Regions from separate parts of the Homo sapiens genome. Here region 2 is linked to region 1. Evidence: read pairs that join two places in POLR2A ChIA-PET (ENCODE). Cell type or tissue: PC-9. All regions are shown on one strand. Links, peaks and the distances in the headings refer to the core of each region. The heading gives the core; the rest is flanking DNA. Region 1 overlaps SMG7-AS1 (SMG7 antisense RNA 1). Region 2 overlaps NMNAT2 (nicotinamide nucleotide adenylyltransferase 2).

Region 1 (10,050 bases), core at 3,032-5,531:
AGACCCCCTGGCTATGTGTCTCAGGATGTGTCCTTCAGTTCTGCCTCCTGAGCCTCAAGGTAGGTTAGCCTAAGTCTTGTGTGTGCTAGTTTGTTTCCTTTCACCACCATAACTAAGCAGTTTTTGTTGTTTTCTGTTTGCTTTGTTTTTTAAACTCTAGCCCAGGGTAGAAGTCACAGTTTTTCCCAAATTTCAGTTTCACAATGAACCTGACTAAGGTGCCCTACCATGTTTGGGGTGCCTTTGATCTCCACTACTGGGAAGGATTCAAACTCCTAGAAAACTTCTACCAGCTTCCATACTCAGAAGATCATCGAGGCTGTAGCTGTAGCCCCCACTAAACCAGTTGTGTTGGTCTTTTTTTTTTTTTTTTTTTTTTAAGATGCAGTCTCACTCTGTCGGCCAGGCTGGAGTGCAGTGGTGCAATCTTGGCTCACTGCAACCTCCGCCTCCTGGGTTCAAGCGATTCTCCTGCCTCAGCCTACCCAGTAGCTGGGATTATAGGTGTGTGCCCTCACACCCGGCTAATTTTTGAATTTTTGTAGAGACAGGGTTTCTCCATGTTGGCTAGGCTGGTTTCGAACTCCTGACCTCAGGTGATCCACCTGCCTCGACCTCCCAAAGTGCTGAGATTACAGGCATGAGCCACTGTGCCTGGCTGGTCTTTCATTTTGATGCCCAGAGATGATTGTTTTGTTAATGAACCCAGAGATGTCTTTTAATTTTTAATTAAATTTTATTATTGAAGTTCTTGGAGAAGATGTAGAAATTCAAAGTGTGAGCTCCACAAAACCATTTTGACCATTTTCCCATGACATTCTGGATGTGGGGAACTCTGGTCTTGCTACCTTTTTTGGCTTTCCTTAGTAATATGGATTCAGGCTTCTTGTATTCTCAAATGCCAGAAATCTATTTGGAATCTCTAAATCACAGGGCTTCTGGCTCAGGTAGAGGCAGAGTATAAAACCCCCTGTTTCTTGCTCTCCTCACTGACTTAATGTATACGACAATTAGAGACATTAAAACAATATATTCTGGTACTGAAACTCTTGCTCTTAAATTAGTCTTTATCCTAAATTTTTTCAAAGTCTATGCATTTTTGTAACCTTAAGTTTTGAAATCCAGTAGGGAAGGGGTGTAAGAAAAGGTGTGTGGAGGAAAACCCCACAATTACATCTCATTATTATTCTACCAGAGAAGAGATTTTCCTCTCTGCATTTATGTTCTGGAATCTACTTTTTCTCATTTCCCCAGAGGCCTCACTCTTATCTACCTCTCTCTCTCCCTCTTTTTTTTTTTTTTGAGACAGAGTCTTGCTCTGTCTCCCAGGCTGGAGTACAGTAGCATGATCATAGCTCACTGTAGCCTCGAATTCCTGGGCTCAAGAGATCGTCCCACCTCAGCCTTCCCAGTAGCTGGGACTATAGGTGCATGCCACCATGCCCAAGTTATTTTATTTTATTTTATTTTTAAGATGGAGTCTCCCTCTGTCACCCAGGCTGGAGTGCAGTGGCATGATCTTGGCTCACTGCAACCTCCACCTCCTGGGTTCAAGCGACTCTCCTGCCTCAGCCTCCCCAAGTAGCTGGGACTACAGGTGTGCACCACCACAGCCAGCTAATTTTTTTGTATTTTTAGTAGAGATGGGGTTTCACCATGTTGGCCAGGCTGGTCTCAAACTCTTGACCTCAGGTGATCTGCCCACCTCGGCCTCCCAAAGTGCTGGGATTACAGGTGTTGAGCCACCGTACCCGGCCTATTTTATTTTTTATGGAGACGAGGGTCTTGCTTTGTTGCCCATGTGGGTCTTAAACTCTTGGGCTTAAGTGATCCTCCAGCTTCCGCCTCCCAAAGTGCTGGGATTACAAGCATGAGCCACCATGCCTGGCTGGCCTCTATCCCTGATTTTTCTATATCGGATGTTTTCCTGCTGAAGTCTCCCACCTCTTTATAAGACAAAACTATCTTTCATTCATTTTGTAGGCAAGCTTTCTAAAAACCACACAAGTAGCTTTAATTACTATCTAACTGCTGATGACTCCCAAAGCTACAACTCTAGTACAGATTTCTCTCATGTTCTCCAGATACACAAGTTTTCTCAACCCCAGACAAATGTAGTTCAGCATGTCCAAAATAAATTCATTATCTCCACATCCCATACACCTCTCCAAACCTGTTCCTTCTCTCTTACATTTTCTATTTTCATCCATTTCTCAAGCAGAAACCTGAGAGTCTTCTTGATTCCTTCCCATCCAATAAATCACCCAGTTCTGTCATTATATTTCCATTTAAGGAATTTCTATAGTCACACATTTGTTAAGTACCACTAGAACCATAGCAGTATAATGAATTAAAGATGAGATTAGGCTGGGCACGGTGGCTCACCCATGTAATCCCAGCACTTTGGGAAGTTGAGGCGGGTGGATTGTTTGAGCCCAGGAGTTTGAGACCAGCCTGGGCAACATGGTGAAACCCCATCTCTACACAAAATAAAAAAATTAGCTGGGTGTGGTGGTGCACACTTGTGGTCCCAGCTACTCAAGAGGCTGAGGTGGGAGGATTGCTTGATCCCAGGAGATCAAGGATGCAATGGGCCATGATCATGCCACTGCACTACACTCCAGCCCAGCAACACAGTAAGACCCTGTCTCAAAAAAAAAAACATAAACAAAAAAAAAAACAAAACAAAAAAACCCCAAAAAACATGAGGTTAAAGTGGTAGAATGAAAAAAGATTTTTAATATCATTAAATTCAAGGTAAAAGATAATTTGGGTAAAGAAAACATAATTAGTACTACCAAATGGGTGTGGTGACTCATGCCTGTAATTCCAGCACTTTGGGAGGCCAAGGTGGGCAGATCACTTGAGGTCAGGAGTTTGAGACCAGCCTAGCCAACACGGTGAAACCCTGTCTCCACTAAAGATACAAAAAAATGAACTGGGCATGGTGGCATGCACCAGTAATCCCAGCTACTTGGGAGGCTGAGGCATGAGAATTGCTTGGATCCTGGAGGCAGAGGTTGCAGTGAACTGAGATTACCTCACTGCACTCCAGCCTGCATGACAGAGCAAGATCCGTCTCAAAAAAAAAAAAGAGGAGAAAATGAAAATTTACACGAGATTATTAGATTTAGTTCAAAGGTTTCTGGCTATCTATCTGAAGCTTACCTGAGGGGTAAAAGAGGACTTTCTGCAGAATATACAGTAGTTTACAACTGTCTGGACTACCTTATTTTGTTTTGTTTTGTTTTGTTTTAAATGGTATTTTCACTCATACTAAAATGGGTGAGAGTAGAGTGATATTCCACCTTGTACCCAAAGTCCATTGCTTCTCGGCTTTTTGGCAAAGATTAAGTGTAGTATCAAGTGTACACAAAGTCCAAATTCAAATGATACAATCTGTTTTGGAGAATATTGACATTTATTTATTTATGAGATAGGGTCTGGCTCTGTCACCCAGGCTTGAGTGCAGTGGCACGATCTTGGCTCACAGCAACCTCCATCTCCTAGGCTCAAGGGGTTCTCTCAGCTCAGCCTCCAGAGTAGCTGGTTCTACAGATGTGTACCACCATGCCCAGCTAATTTTGTTTTTTTTTTTTTTTTGGTAGAGATGGAGTTTTGCCATGTTGCCCAGGCTGGTCTCAAACTCCTGGGCTCAAGCAATCTGGAGAATATCGGTCCTCTAAATGGCAATATAAAGTTCCTCAGGGTGTATAGCTTCTTGAACTGGATCTTAAATGGAATCATTTCCAACTGTCATAGATTTTAGGCAGCAAAACTAGGGATGCCCCACTCAGAATTTAGAGATTGCTGAGTCTGGAAGTATACTTTAGAGGCAACAGAGTCCCTTTTCTTGATTTTAAGACAGACTGGGGATCTAGCCTCTTCTTAAAATCTCCCATGGAAAACAGATTATAATAGATGGGTGTCTGACAACTATTACTACCACCAGGCAATGTGCTTCTTTGCTCATCTATCTCTTCTTTCTCCTCTTCCAGGCTTCATGGTTTTCTTTTTTCTTTCTCTCTTCCCCTATTCTTTCTTCTTTCTCAATTCAGTTTTCCTGCCTCTTTTACTTTCTTACCCACAAATGGGGGAAAAAAAAAAAACCAAATGTGGAAGTTCCTGACTGGCCACATTCCAGAGAATTGAGGAAATGCAAGTTGTTACATAACTGGGCGGGGCCAGTAGCATGACCTAGAGTTGAGGGAGGGGCAGAAAATAATTTTAAAGGTAAGAAAAGGCAAAATGGCAAATAAAGACAAATTAAGATATAACTTTAAACTTCTTTTACTTAAAATAATTCTCTGTGAATTCCATTCAGGGCATGCCATCTTTCTCAGGCTGTGACGGTTCCCAGAAGTAGATCTGAAAATTACCAAAGAGGCATTTTGGTCTGTACTGGTGTATTAAAACATGATCATCCTCATCAATTTTTGCTCATACATAAGTATTAGTGCCTGATACTGCATTAGAGCCATAGGAATTGCCTGTAACAAGATTGTTTTTTTCAATCATCAGTTGTGAAAAGCTATTACACTTATCTTTTTTCTTTCTTTTTTTTCCTTTAGACAGTCTCACTCTGTTGCCCAGGCTGGAGTGCAGTGGCGCAATCTCGGCTCACTACAACCTCCACCTCCCGGATTCAAGTAATTCTTCTGCTTCAGCCTCCCAAGTAGCTGGGATTACAGGCGTGAGCCACTGCTCCCGGCCCTACACTTATCTTTAATGTGCTTCCTTTTCAATGTCTAATGTTACTTTCAGACTCCTATAATATAGAAGTTCAGGCATTCTTTAAAAACAATGCTAACCACCACCAAAACAACAATAACCATAATAAACTCAACTTTGCTTTTTGGTTGGCAGAAAATGTTGAAAAATGTATGAAATTAAAGCCAACCGTAAGTAGTCTACCTCAGAAATAGCTGCTATTAACATTTTATTATATGTATGACCATTTTCTATGTAATTCTATTTCATAGTTGCACTTTACATCTATAGTTTTGTATCTTTCAGGCATAATTTAGTATACTTTTAGCCATGGTTTTCCATCACTTTTCTGGTAGATGAGCTGTATGTATTCCTTTTCCTGCTGGGAAATAGAATGTGAACAAGTAAACTATGCAAAATCTCATTCTGAAGGACTTTACAGTTGACTGGGACACTTACGTGGATTATCTGATTGCATGCCTGTACTCGATCTCAAGTGGAATGGTTCCAAAGACCTCTACCACGGCATTTGTCACTCTATAATATAACTTCCCTTTTACTTAACTGTCTTTTAAACTTAAGCTCTGAGAGCAGGACTGTTTGTTCACCATTTTCACCCTAATGACTAGCATATGACCTGATACAATGAAAATTCTATTTATGAAAAGACTGAAAGACTGAATAAATTACTAAATACTAAAATTCTAGAGGATCCACAGCTCATCAAACTTCTCCATAGTAGCAGGATACACCAAGATTAAGATTCCCAGAAGTAAAATTTTAGTTTCGATATAGATTTGTCTTGAAAAAGCAGAGAAAGATGGGAATTGATCATCATCAATTGAACATGCTCTATAGATACTAAACTCAATTCTACCTAACATTCCTACAGTGCTTTCATGCTGAAATTTGACTGTTCCTCAAATACTTAGAGAAAATTAATTTCAGCTTCTTTCTACAGCTGGTAACCTTCTGTAACATCTAGGCCACTGCTGCCTGTATTTTGGAAATGTTGGCATTCCAGTTATTTGGCATGCCCTCTAGTCCTGGTCTTACCCACAGGAACATTGTTAAAGAACTAAAACTGGTGGGGTGCATTGACTCATGCCTGTAATCCCAGCACTTTGGGAGGTTAAGGCAGGTGGATTGCTTGAGCCCAGGAGTTCAAAACCAGCCTGAGAAACATGAAGAAACTCCATCTCTACTAAAAATACAAAAATTAGCCAGGCGTGGTGACATGTGCCTGTAGCCCCAGGTACTCAGGAGGTTGAGGTGGGAGAATGGCTTGAGCCTGGCAGGTTGAGGCTGCAGTGAGCTGTGATTATGCCACTACGCTACAGCCTGGGTGATAGTGAGAGACCCTGTCTCAAAACAACAACAAAACAACAACAACAACAACAACAAAAATTAAAACTATTCATGTCCTCTTGGACAAAGAAATGGATGACTTGGAGGACCATAATGGGAACATTATAGCCAATGGTTGAGAGAGCACGAGAGTGAAACAGCATGCAAGTCAAAGCCATTCCAGAGGTGTTAGTTTGAAAGAGGGCAGGGGAAAGCATAAACAGCTGGTTTTGCTCCGTAGAAGCCTCCTTATCCTCTTTAGCTTTGAACCAGATCTTGGCTCTCATTTCATTCAAATACAAAACAGCTAATGAACTGAGATATCCTTCACAAATAGATTAAAGAATTTATACTGGCCAGGCATGGTGGCTCACACCTGTAACCCCAGCACACTGGGAGGCTGAGGTGGGAGGATCACTTATCACTTGAGGTCAGGAGTTCATGACCAGCCTGGCAGACACAGTGAGACCTCAAAAATAAAGAAAATTTAGCTGGGCATGCTGGTACATGCCTGTAGTCCAGCTACTTGGGAGCTTGAGGTGGGAGAATCACTTGAGCCCAGGAGGTTGAGGCTGTAGTGAGCCGTGATTGCACCACTGCACTCCTGCCTGGGCAACAGAGTGAGACCCTGTCAAAAAGAAAGGAAAGGAGAGGAGAGGAGAGAGGAGAGGAAGAAAAGTGAAAAAAAGTAAAGAAAAGAAAAGAGAGGGGAGGGGAGGGAAGAGGGAAGGGGAAGGGAGGGAAGGGGAGGGGAGGAGAGGGCAGGGCAGGGCAAGAAAGAAAAGACAGAGAAAGAAAGAAAGAGAAGAAGGAAGGAAGGAAGGAAGGGTCATATGATAAAACTGGTCATATAGTTTTGAGGCAGTATGCTGTGTACCTCTACAGCAGTTTGTATTTGTTTTTAAAGGTGCATTTAACCTACATTAATTAGAGTGTGTATGCAGTTCTTATTCACCCTTTATATAAAGTAAGAGCATTCGTTGAGTGTCTACTAAGTGCCAGGCTGCTTACATATGTTACATGCCTTATTTAATTGAATTGAATTCAGAACCTGCCTCCAGAAACATAATTATCACATTTACTTTGAAATTGGATATAGCCCTTTCCTTAAAATCCTACATTCAGTTTACTTAGCCCTATCCCATTACAGGCAAAAAAATTAACAATAATAATGCTAGAATTTATAAACACTTCTCTGGTGAAAAATAGAGACCACTGAGCTTTCCATTCTACACCCTGATCCAATTTTCTTTCCGAAATTTTAAAGGTAACTTTTTGTATTACATTCTAATTAGCTGATAGCCTCTCTTCTCTTTTGCCATCCTTCCCTAGCACCCTCTCCTGCCACATAATGAAAGAATTAACTGCACCTAATCTCAAATTTAAAAACATAAAGTTAAATAAAAATAATTTGGACGTTGAAGACTTTTTCTACATCAAAGTCTGAGATGCTGTTGTGAGATAACTGATGAGTTATCCTTCATCTTATAACTGTGCATTTTACTCATTGCTTAAATATTTCATTTAATTACAACTTTAATCTTGTTAAATGTAATAGCAATTTCAATTACCGAGATTAGTTGAAGGCCCAATAAAATTATTTTCTTACTGCTTTAGGATTACTTCTAAAGAATACGTGGTCCAATTTTTTTTTTGTTTTAGAGATGGGGTCTCACTATGTTGCCCAGGCTGGTCTCGAATTCCTGGGCTGAAGCAATCTTCCACCTTGGCCTCCCAAAGTGCTGAGATTACAGGTGTGAGCCATTGTGCCCAGCTCCCAAATTTCTATTAATTTGGTTTTTGTTTTTTAATTCCTTGACTTAATGAACATTTATTGAGCATTCCTTGTATCTGGTGTTCTGCTAGGGAAGTGATAATACAAGAGTAAGCAAAATAGGCACAGCATCTACTCTTACAGAGCTTACAATTGGAGGTAACAGACATTAAACAAAGATTTACAAATATGAAAGACTTACAAATGCCATGAAAAAGAAGGGCAGAGTGCTATGGGAACATATAACCAGTTTAGCTAACTTAGCCTAATGGTTGGGGGTTGGAAAGTAGAGAAAGCTCGTCCAAAGAAGTTCAGATTTAGGCTTAAAGCATAGGTAGACATAAGAGTAGTCTGCGGAGAAGAATTACCCAGATAGAGGGAACAACTTATCTAAAGGCTCCGAGAAGAAAAGAACACTGCTTATTCAAGGACCTAGCAGAAGGTCACTATAGCTAGAGTGGTGATACCAGGGGGTGGGGAGGGTTGTCAGAGAAGAGGCAGGCAGAGACCAGAACAGAGGTCATCATAAGGATTGGAAACTTTATCCTAAGGGTAATGGAAAAGCAATGGAGACTTAAAGCCAGGGGAAAAAACTTTTTAAAAAGCTTAACATAGCTAAAATGTGGAATATACGTACACATTAATTTACTATTTAATTTGTTCCAGAATGTGTTCTTACATCTTAACCCAACAATATTAAGAATTGTTTTTAAGATGGAGCCTTGCTATGTTGCCCAGGCTGGCCCCAAACTCCTTGGCTCAAGTGATCCACCTGGCTCAGCCTCCTGAGTAGCTGAGATTATAGGCACCTGCCACTGTGCCAGGCTAATATTAAGAATTTTAACAAATATGACCAGGTGAGGTGGCTCACCTGTAATCCCATTACTTTGGGAAGCCAAGGCTGGAGGTTCTTGAGCCCAGGAGTTTGAGACCAGCCTGGGCAACATAGGGAGACTGCTGTTTCTACAAAAAATAAAAAAATTAGCTGGGCATCGTGAGGGAAGCCTGTAGTCCTAGCTACTCGAGAGGCTGAGGCAGGGGAATTACTTGAGCCCGGGGGTTGAGGCTGCAGTGAGCTGTGATCATGCCACTATACTCCAGCCTGGGCAACAGAGCAAGACCCTGTCTCAAAAAAAAAAAAAAAAAAAAAGAAAGAAAGAAAGAAAAAGAAAAAGAAAAGAAAGAACTTTTACATATATGGAACAAACTATCCAGGTTTTTGATATGTAAAAGTTTTCTGAGAATAGAAAAGACCCTGGGATTGTTAAGCAAAGCAAAAAAGTGCTTGGATGCATATTCTTAGTATGCCTTGAAGTGATGGACCTAAGTCCTAAGTTTCTTTGCTTTTCATCTTTATCACATTTTAACTTGAATTGCCAATTGAATTGGTACAATAATAATGTCAGGGAAAAGAGGAAGGTGTGTGTTATTTCGTTTTCACACTGCTATAAAGATACTACCCGAGACTGGGTAATTTATAAGCAAAGGGGGTTTAATTGACTCACAGTTCCATATAGTTGGGGAGGCCTCAGGAAACTTACAATCATGGTGGAAGGGGAAAAATGGACCTTCTTTACAAGGCAGCAGGGAGAGACAAACAAAGGAGGAAGTTCCAAACACTTACAAAAACATAAGATCTTGTGAGAACTCACTCACTCATGAGAACAGCATGGGGGAAACCACCCCCATGATCCAATCACCTCCCTCCCTGGACACGTGGGGATTACAGGTCCCTCCGTCAACATGTGGGGATTATAAATAGAGATCAGATTTGGGCAGGGACATAGGGCCAAACCATATCAGTGTGTGCATGTGTACATGCATGTACATGTTTCCCATGGTTTTGAAGAACAGATTTATGACAATGAATATCAGTATCACATTCTTAGTGCTCCAAATTACTATCTACCTGATAAAAGTTAGGAAAGTAGAAACTAGAAAATATTAAAAGATTATGTTATTTTAGTTGGGTGTTTTAAGAAAAATATGGCAACTTCTAGGTAACTGAACAGACTTTGACATGAAATATGTTGCTGTTAGATTAGGGACCCACAAGATGATTTCAGTAAGTACTGTGCTTCGGGTAGTAAAGAGATGCATGAACACTAAGGCCTTCTGCCAATAAAATAAGAGAGGCTACGGTTTTTGTTTTTGTTTTTCAATACTTTTCAATCTTTCCTATGAGCATCTCTTCTTGTCTTCTCCAGATTGTGTCCATT
Region 2 (8,027 bases), core at 1,993-4,492, 51 kb before region 1:
GGATAAATGTGTTCTGAGAAAGTATACCTAATGTTCAACAGCAGATAAATGTCCAACATTAGCCAGAGTTGTGAATCAATGTCCACTGTAAACCAAACACCAGAAAATCATCCCCACCATGAACATGGCCATTTACCCAGTCAGCCAGAAAAATTACAATTATGAAATTGAAACTACATTTGCTGCTTAAATGAGTCTTTTTAGAGATTTAGTTTAGACTGAAAATTGTTCGTTAAACAGTTTCTCTGGGTAATGGACTTCAACAGCACTTCCTATTTTAAGAACACTTTAGATACTTCCATTCCAACACCCAGAGGTAGGTTATTCCAGGGGTTGGCAAGCTTTCTGTAAATGTTCAGATAGTAAATAATTTTGGTTTTGCAGTCCATAAAGTTTCTGTCACAACCACTCACCTCTGTTGTTTCAGTGCAAAAACATCCAGAGATAATACATACATGAATGAGAGTGGCTATGTGCCAATAAAACTTTATGAATAGTAAAATTTTATTTTATAAAATTTATATGTATCACAAAATATTATTGTTATTTTACATTTTTTTTCAACCATTTAAAAATGTAAAAAGCCATCCTTAGCTTGCAGGCCTTAAAAAATCGGGTAGCTGTCCACATATGGCCTGCAGGCCATAGTTTGCCGACCTCTGAGTTATGTCAATCACCTTATTTTACAAATGAGAAAGATAAGGCTCCAGCAGACTAAGTATACTCCCAGATCAATAGCCATTCAGTTTATTAGTTTCCATATAAACAGAAAAAATGGAGTGATAGGAAAAACTGGGGCCTTTACCCATTCTTTGTCAACACTGTTAACAGCAAGAGAACCTGATATAATATCTATAAATTTTGATTCCCTGGGGTATAACAAGTAAATAATTTTTAAATGGTGCTTAGCAAGATTGGTTCATGGAAAATGAAGCAATTATGGCTTGAATTTATATGTACAATATTTATTGTCTTAATTTTAATTTAAAACGAATGACATGTCTCTTTTTTTAAAAAAAGTCTTCTTTTAAAGATCTTGTAGTTGATGTGATGAGCTATGCACTGCTAAATATTTATCCACACATAAATATTTGAAAAGGAATATGAATAGTCATGGATGTAGTTTCATCTCAGTGCTCCATGGAGGAAGTGTTTCACCTCTCTGTGGGTACTAAGATGAAGGGTTGGAAAAATGTTGAAGAATAAAGCATTGGTGGGCACGGTGGCTCACACTTGTAATCCTAGCACTTTGGGAGGCTGAGACAGGAGGATCACTTTAGCCTAGGAATTTGAGGCCAGACAGGGCAACAAAGTGAGACCATGTCTCTAAAAATTAAAAAAAAATTAAATTAAATTTTAAATAAAGCATCAGAAAACCCAACCCCTTACCATAGTGTCACTTTATTGAGTTTTTTAAATGGTAAATAATTTCAATAGTCATGGAGAATGATATATTTTTGTTTTTGTTTTCTTGAGACAGAGTCTCTCTCTTTCACCCAGGCTAGAGCACAGTGGCATGATCATGACTCACTGCAGCCTCAACCTCATGGGCTCAAGCCATCCTCCCACCTCAGCCTCCAGAGTAGCTGGGACTGCAGATGCACACCACCACACCTGGCTAATTTTTAAATTTTCTGTAGAGATGGGATCTCCCTATGCTGCCCAGGCTGGTCTCGAACCCTTGGCCTCAAGTGATCCTCCCACCTCGGCCTCCCAAAGTGCTGAGATTACAGGTGTGAGCCACTGTGCCCAGCCAGAACCATAGTTTTATAAGAATAGAAATAGGTCTTGATCAAGACCTCCAGGATTAGTGCTAAAAACAAGTGTCAAAAGACAGGATCTCTACAGTGCTTACTTTTCAGACAATTAAGCCTGTGGAGAAGAAAGCAGGCACATATTCAAATCCAACAAAATCATGGAAGATAAAACTAGGGTGAACTGAGTTCACCAAATCTGAGAATACTTGAGCAACAAGGGCATTCCAGTGAAGCACAGTAAAATCTAGATCCTAGGCAAGAACAACCTATCAGGGGGGTGAATTTTTTGCTTGTTTGTTGTTATTTTGGTGGGTTGTACAGCAATAGAATTTCTCACTTATGTATTTCCTCAACAGATATACTTTATACAATGTACAATGGTTCCATTTCAGAAAATAATAAAATCGTGGCTGGGCATGGTGGCACACCCCTGCAATCTCAGCACTTTGGGAGGCTGAGGCAGGCGGATCACCTGAGGTCAGGAGTTCAAGACCAGCTGGGCCAACATGGTGAAATCCTGTCTCTACAAAAATAATACCAAAAAAAAAAAAAAAAATAGCCGGGCATGATGGCGGGTGCCTGTAGTCCCAGCTACTCTGGAGGCTGAGGCATGAGAATCACTTTAACCCGGGAGGTGGAGGTTGCAGTGAGCTGAGACAGAGCCACTGCACTCTAGCCTGGGCGGCAGAGTGAGACTCCATCTCAAAAAATAAAAATAAATAAAAAATAAATAAATAAAATCATGAAAAGAAAGAAAAAGAAAAAATCCACTTCAAAGAGTGATACAGAAATAATAACTTTAAAATGTTTAGATAAAATCACAATGGCAGCTCCCTACTGAACTGCTAACAAAGGGAACACTGACATTTGGGATGCAGGTCCAACATCTGCCATGTACTCCTTTGCCCATCACCTTTCGAGGCCCACTAAAAAAAATGCTGGGTCAGATCTGAACTGCTTGGCACTGCCCCCCTTCCAACCTGTTTTCTGGCTCTCTCATCTGTCCTTCCCTGTGCTCACCTGCACTCTAGCAAGTTCCCTAGAAATTCCTTAATGCGCCATGCTGTTGAGGCTTCCATACATATCCTGCTCTCTTCCCAGAATGCCATTCTCTCTCTCTTTTTTTTAATTTCCTTTTTTTTTTTTAAGAGATGAAGTCTTGCTTTGTTGCCCAGTCTGGTCTTGAACTTCTGGGCTCAAGTGATCCCTCCATCTCAGCCTCCCAAGTAGCTGGGACTACAGCCACATGCCAACACACCCAGCTAATTTTTTAAATTTTTGTAGAGATGGGGTCTCATTATAAATTCCAGGCTGGTCTCCAAATCCTGGGCTCAAGCAATCCTCCCATCTTGGCCTCCCAAAGTGCTGGGATTACAGGTGTGAGCCACCACGCCCAGCCAAGAATGCCTTTCTCTATTCTGTCCACTTGGCAGCTTCAACTTTCAAGCTCAAACTCTCACTAACACCTGCTCTAATGGCCCATCTACCATGTCCAGAGTGGTAACTTCCTCCATGTTCCCACTTTACCTCATTCTCACCTCTTTTGTAACACTTTTCACCTCAATTGCTTTGTTTAGTTTGTTATCTCCTCTAGAGATCATCAATAGCCATAGAGCCTTCCTGACTCTATCATTCCTGGCAGTAAGTCTACCATAGACTTGAGATGAGGAATCTAATATCTCACTCATTACTCATTCAATAAACATTTTTTTTTAAGATGGAGTCTCACTCTGTCACCCAGACTGGAGTGCAGTGGTGCGATCTTGGCTCACTGCAACCTCCACCTCTGACCGTCCCACCTCAGCCTCCTGAGTAGCTAGGATTACAGGCATGCACCACCAGGCCTGGCAAATTTTTTGGAATTTTTAGTAGAGACAGGGTTTCCCCATATTGCAGACTGCTCTGAAACTCCTGACCTCAAGTGATCTGCTTGCTTCAGCCTCCCAAATTGCTGGGATTACAGGCCTGAGCCACCGCACCTGGCCTCAACAAATGTTTAATGAGCACTCACTGTATGCCAGGCACTGTCCTAGGAGCCTGAGATACATTAATGAGCAGAGTAAACAAAGATCTCTGCTCTTGAGGAGCTCTAGCTGGGGAGACAGGCATTGAATAATAAGCATAAGAAAACAAGAAATAACATGCTTTGTTTAAAGGTGATAAGTACGAAGGGGAAAAGATATAAGTAGAGCAGAATAACAGGGACTGGGAGTGTGTGAGGTGCAATTTTAAATTATGTGATCAGGGGAGTAGGTTCTGCCAAGTGGACAATGAGGAGAAGGTTACATTTGAGTAAAGAATTGGAGGAGGGGAGCGAATGAGACATGGGCTAGGTGGGGAAGGGCATTCCCAGCAAAGGGAACATTCAGCACAAAGACTCTAAGGCCAAAGCAAAGATGTTCCATGGGGTTAGCTAAGAATGAAGTGGAAGAGATGCGTTAGGGTGGAGGTGGGGGGCAGAGTGGCTGATCATGGAGGCCTGTAGGCCATGATGATGACTTTGACTTTGATTGACAGAGATACGGAGCTCTGGAGGATTTGGAGCAAAGGAGCAACATGATCTGACTTAGATTTGGCTTACATTTTGAAAGGATCACTCTGTTTTTTTGTTTGTTTGTTTATTGAGACGGAGTCTCGCTCTGTCTCCCAGGCTGGAGTGCAGTGGTGCAATCTCAGCTCACTGCAACCTCCGCCTCCCGGGTTCAAGTGATTCTCCTGCCTCAGCCTCCCAAGTAGCTGGGACTACAGGCATGTGCCACCACGCCCGGCTAATTTTTTGTATTTTTAGTAGAGATGGGGTTTCACCTTGTTAGCCAGGATGGTCTCGATCTCCTGACCTCATGACCCACCTGCCTTGGCCTCCCAAAGTGCTGGGATTAGAGGTGTGAGCCACCATGCCCGGCCAAAAGGATCGCTCTGATAATTTGTTAAGAAATGAGTGTTGCAACCAAGAGTGGAAGCAGAGAGACCAGTTAAGAAGCTATTGCAATAATTCAAATGAAAGTTAACAGTGGTTTGCACCAGGGATGTAGATGGAGAGAGGTTGTTGGTCTTAGTTATATTTTGAAGATAAAGAGATTCCAAAACATTTGGACATAAATAGTGTGTCCAAAACAGGGAATAATTAAGCATTAGTCCAAGGTTTTTGGCCTAAGAAACTGAAACAAGAATAAAACTATAAGCATTTAGTCTTATCTAGGGAATATGCTTTACTATCTCTTCTACTGCCTGGTAAATATTAAATGAGGTCAATATGTTGCAGCATGTCTATTCATGTGGAGGCAATTTGATGTAGGAGGAAAAACAGAAAAAGAATGCTATTTAGCTGCCATCACTTCCAGGGGTTAGCCTCAGAGTCTTGCTCCTTTGCTACTTCCTCCTCTTAACCTCTTATTGCCATGATTATAAGAATTTTCCTGGCTGGCTCACTTGTATAATGCTAAAGAGAATTATGCATTAAATTTAAGAAAAAATAGCTTAATGGCAGTATGGTTTAAAGAAGTTCAAATAAAGTGGCTTCATGATTAGGATGATAATGGGGAAGATGATGATACTAGTAGTGGTCGTAATATTTGCCTTTGCTGCAGAGTTTACAAATCATGGAGACACTGGAAGATGTAAAGGGAGGAGGGAGCCAATACCAGGAGGATGGCCTTGGTCACAGCCAGAAATGACCAAATTCAATTCTTTTTCTGGGCTCAAGCGGACCTTTCACCTCAGCCTCCTGTGTAGTTAGGACTACAGGCACCATGTCCTCCTGTTTTTGGTCACATTCTCCTGGATGCTGGTGGAGGGACTACTGCTGGAGAGCACGGTGGTGGCTGTGAGCATGCACCCAGCCTAAGCATGAGACTCTACTATGCCACAGGCTGGGGTACTTGGAAAATGATTATAGTAGATCTTGTGCCATTTGAGTTATCAGTATTGTGGGTCTTTTCGAAGAAATATGATTTTTCTAAAGAAATATTAATTTTCTTTTCTTTCTTTTTTTTTTTTTTTTTTTTTTGAGACGGAGTCTCGCTCTGTCGCCCAAGCTGGAGTGCAGTGGCGCGATCTCGGCTCACTGCAAGCTCCGCCTTCCGGGTTCGCGCCATTCTCCTGCCTCAGCCTCCTGAGTAGCTGGGACTACAGGCGCCCGCAACCACGCCCAGCTAATTTTTTTGTGTTTTTAGTAGAGATGGGGTTTCACCGTGTTCGCCAGGATGGTCTCGATCTCCTGACCTCGTGATCCGCCCGCCTCGGCCTCCCAAAGTGCTGGGATTACAGGCATGAGCCACCGCGCCCGGCCTAGAAATATTAATTTTCAAAAACAGCGGCTGCCATAAGTTTCCAATTCCAATTGTTCTCACTGAAGCTTATTTCAGAAAGCTCTCCCTGATATTAACCACCCGACCTGAATGAATGACTCCTTGCAACCTGGTTATTCCTCTCTGTCAGGCATTAGACCTCTGACTGGCTTAAAAGGAGGAAAGATGCTAGACTTTGGTAATTTTTGGAGACAATATCAGAGCGCAGTGAAAAGATAATAGTTTTTGGAGTCATGGATTTAAACTGCAGCTAGCAGAAACAGGAGTTTGAGGCTGCAGGAAGCCATGACCCTGCTGCTGCTCTACAGCCTGGGCAACAGAGCAAGACCCTATATCTACAAATTAAAATAGAAAAAAATACAAAAAATAGCTAGAAATATTTCTGCTGTGATGAAATTCCCCAATTCCTCTGTTTTTGTTTATATAGCCAAAATAATCTGAGCTGTCCTTTCTTACTTTTCTATTTAAACTTGCTCTCTGACTTCCCAGTGGTAGATTTATTGACAAATATAGCTATAAATGTAAAGAAAGCTACATTAAATTATAATCTCTACATAGTTAAAAACTAAGCAGTTACATTTTTTAAAACTTCCAATTCCACATTATCTTCTTATGTAATGAGGCAGACCCATGAGATATGACATCACTCATTTATGAGTTTACTTTGCCAAAAACTTTTACTCATCCCTGAAAGCATTTTAGTTACAGTTGAGTATACAAGTGTCAAATATCTCTCACAAATACTATTTTTTCCTGTATGTTTCTATAGTTTCAAATAGGAGAAATAATATCAACTTCCCTTTCAGAGTAAAAGAAAAGTTCATTCTAAAAATATTTACAAATATTGAGAATTGTACAAGTGCTACTTTACAAAGATGAAGAGTGAGTTTTGAATGTCACTTCTCTTTTTGTTTACAGTCTCTCTTTTTCCTTTGATAAGAAATTGAATTTCAGGATATAGGAGCTCTATTTAAAATGCCTAATTTCAAAGTCTTGTTTGTGTCTGTTTTTTAAAAAAAAATTATTACAAATTTCAGTCACCTTAAAGAAAGCTTGAAAAAAAATTTTTAAGGCAGAGTCTGGCTGTATTACCTAGAATAGAGTGCAGTGTGCTATCTTGGCATACTGCAACCTCTGCCTCCCAGGCTTCCACCTCAGCCATCCTCCCACCTCAGCCTCCACAGTAGCTGGGACTACAGGCATGCAACACCATACCTGGCTAATTTTTATATTTTTTGTAGAGATGGGGTTTCACCATGTTGCCAAGTCTGGTCTCAAACTCCTGAGCTCATGTGTTAATGTCCATCTTCACCTCCCAAAGTGCTGGGATTGTAGGAGTGAGCCACCACACCTGGCCAAAAGTTTGATAATTTAGTTGTATTAATTATTTCCGTGTTGTCACAGAGAAAATTTTTAAAGCAATTTAAAAGGAGGAAATAGTTCATAAATAACTGGTTTCTTTAGACATGAGACAAAGATCTTAAGGAAAAGCACATATATGAATCTCACTTAGTTGATGGCCAGTTTAATTCTCTTAGTTTATGGTTCATGAAAATAGAGTGTTCATGGAATTATGCAGTCAGAAGATGAGCGGGCACTTCCTCCAGCCTTTGTTGCAGTATGAAGGCCTCTGCAAGAGGAATCAGGAACATGAGGCTCAAGTCTCAGTGCCACCCATTCTCCATGTGTGTTCATAAGTCACTTGGCTTCTGTCAGTTTCTCATTTGTAAAATAAGGGTAATAATGTTTTTCTTATAAGGTTTTTAACAGGAATAAGTAACATAACATAGATGAAATGGCTTTGTTAACCAGAACTGCTCTACAAAAATAAATTATAAAATTTATCCAGAGCTCAAAGATTCCAATAAGACATTCTACCAAAAATAGTTGAATGTGTATTTTGTGTTCTTATTCTTGCCTCATTTTCACCTGTTTATGTGCTAAATTCTTCATTAGGTAATAA

Evidence for each region. ChIA-PET counts read pairs that join two places held together with the same protein. Peaks named below come from ENCODE experiments on the same cell type or tissue, not always from the same donor. Only the 100,000 strongest peaks of a DNase experiment are listed, where the experiment ranks them.
Region 2: POLR2A ChIA-PET joins it to region 1 with 6 read pairs; 5 of 35 experiments call an interaction of 5 or more read pairs at or near these places.

Annotation. Positions count from the first base shown.
Region 1 is chr1:183,457,472-183,467,521 of GRCh38, forward strand. SMG7-AS1 (SMG7 antisense RNA 1) reads right to left here. Exons shown (of 5, transcript NR_040063.1): 4 at 4,295-4,490; 5 at 3,403-4,197. It overlaps LOC105371646 (a long non-coding RNA gene), which reads left to right. Exons shown (of 4, transcript XR_922351.2): 3 at 1-59; 4 at 4,572-5,412. Among named protein-coding and RNA genes, the nearest start is that of SMG7-AS1, 9.5 kb to the right of the region's middle. In PC-9, for the core only: no CTCF peak of the experiment used is centred there; a DNase peak (open chromatin) is centred at 4,150; H3K4me3 peaks cover 1,090 bases; H3K27ac peaks cover 2,500 bases.
Region 2 is chr1:183,407,862-183,415,888 of GRCh38, forward strand. The region is part of intron 1 of NMNAT2 (nicotinamide nucleotide adenylyltransferase 2); the gene reads right to left. Among named protein-coding and RNA genes, the nearest start is that of NMNAT2, 6.5 kb to the right of the region's middle. In PC-9, for the core only: no CTCF peak of the experiment used is centred there; a DNase peak (open chromatin) is centred at 3,370; H3K27ac peaks cover 1,809 bases.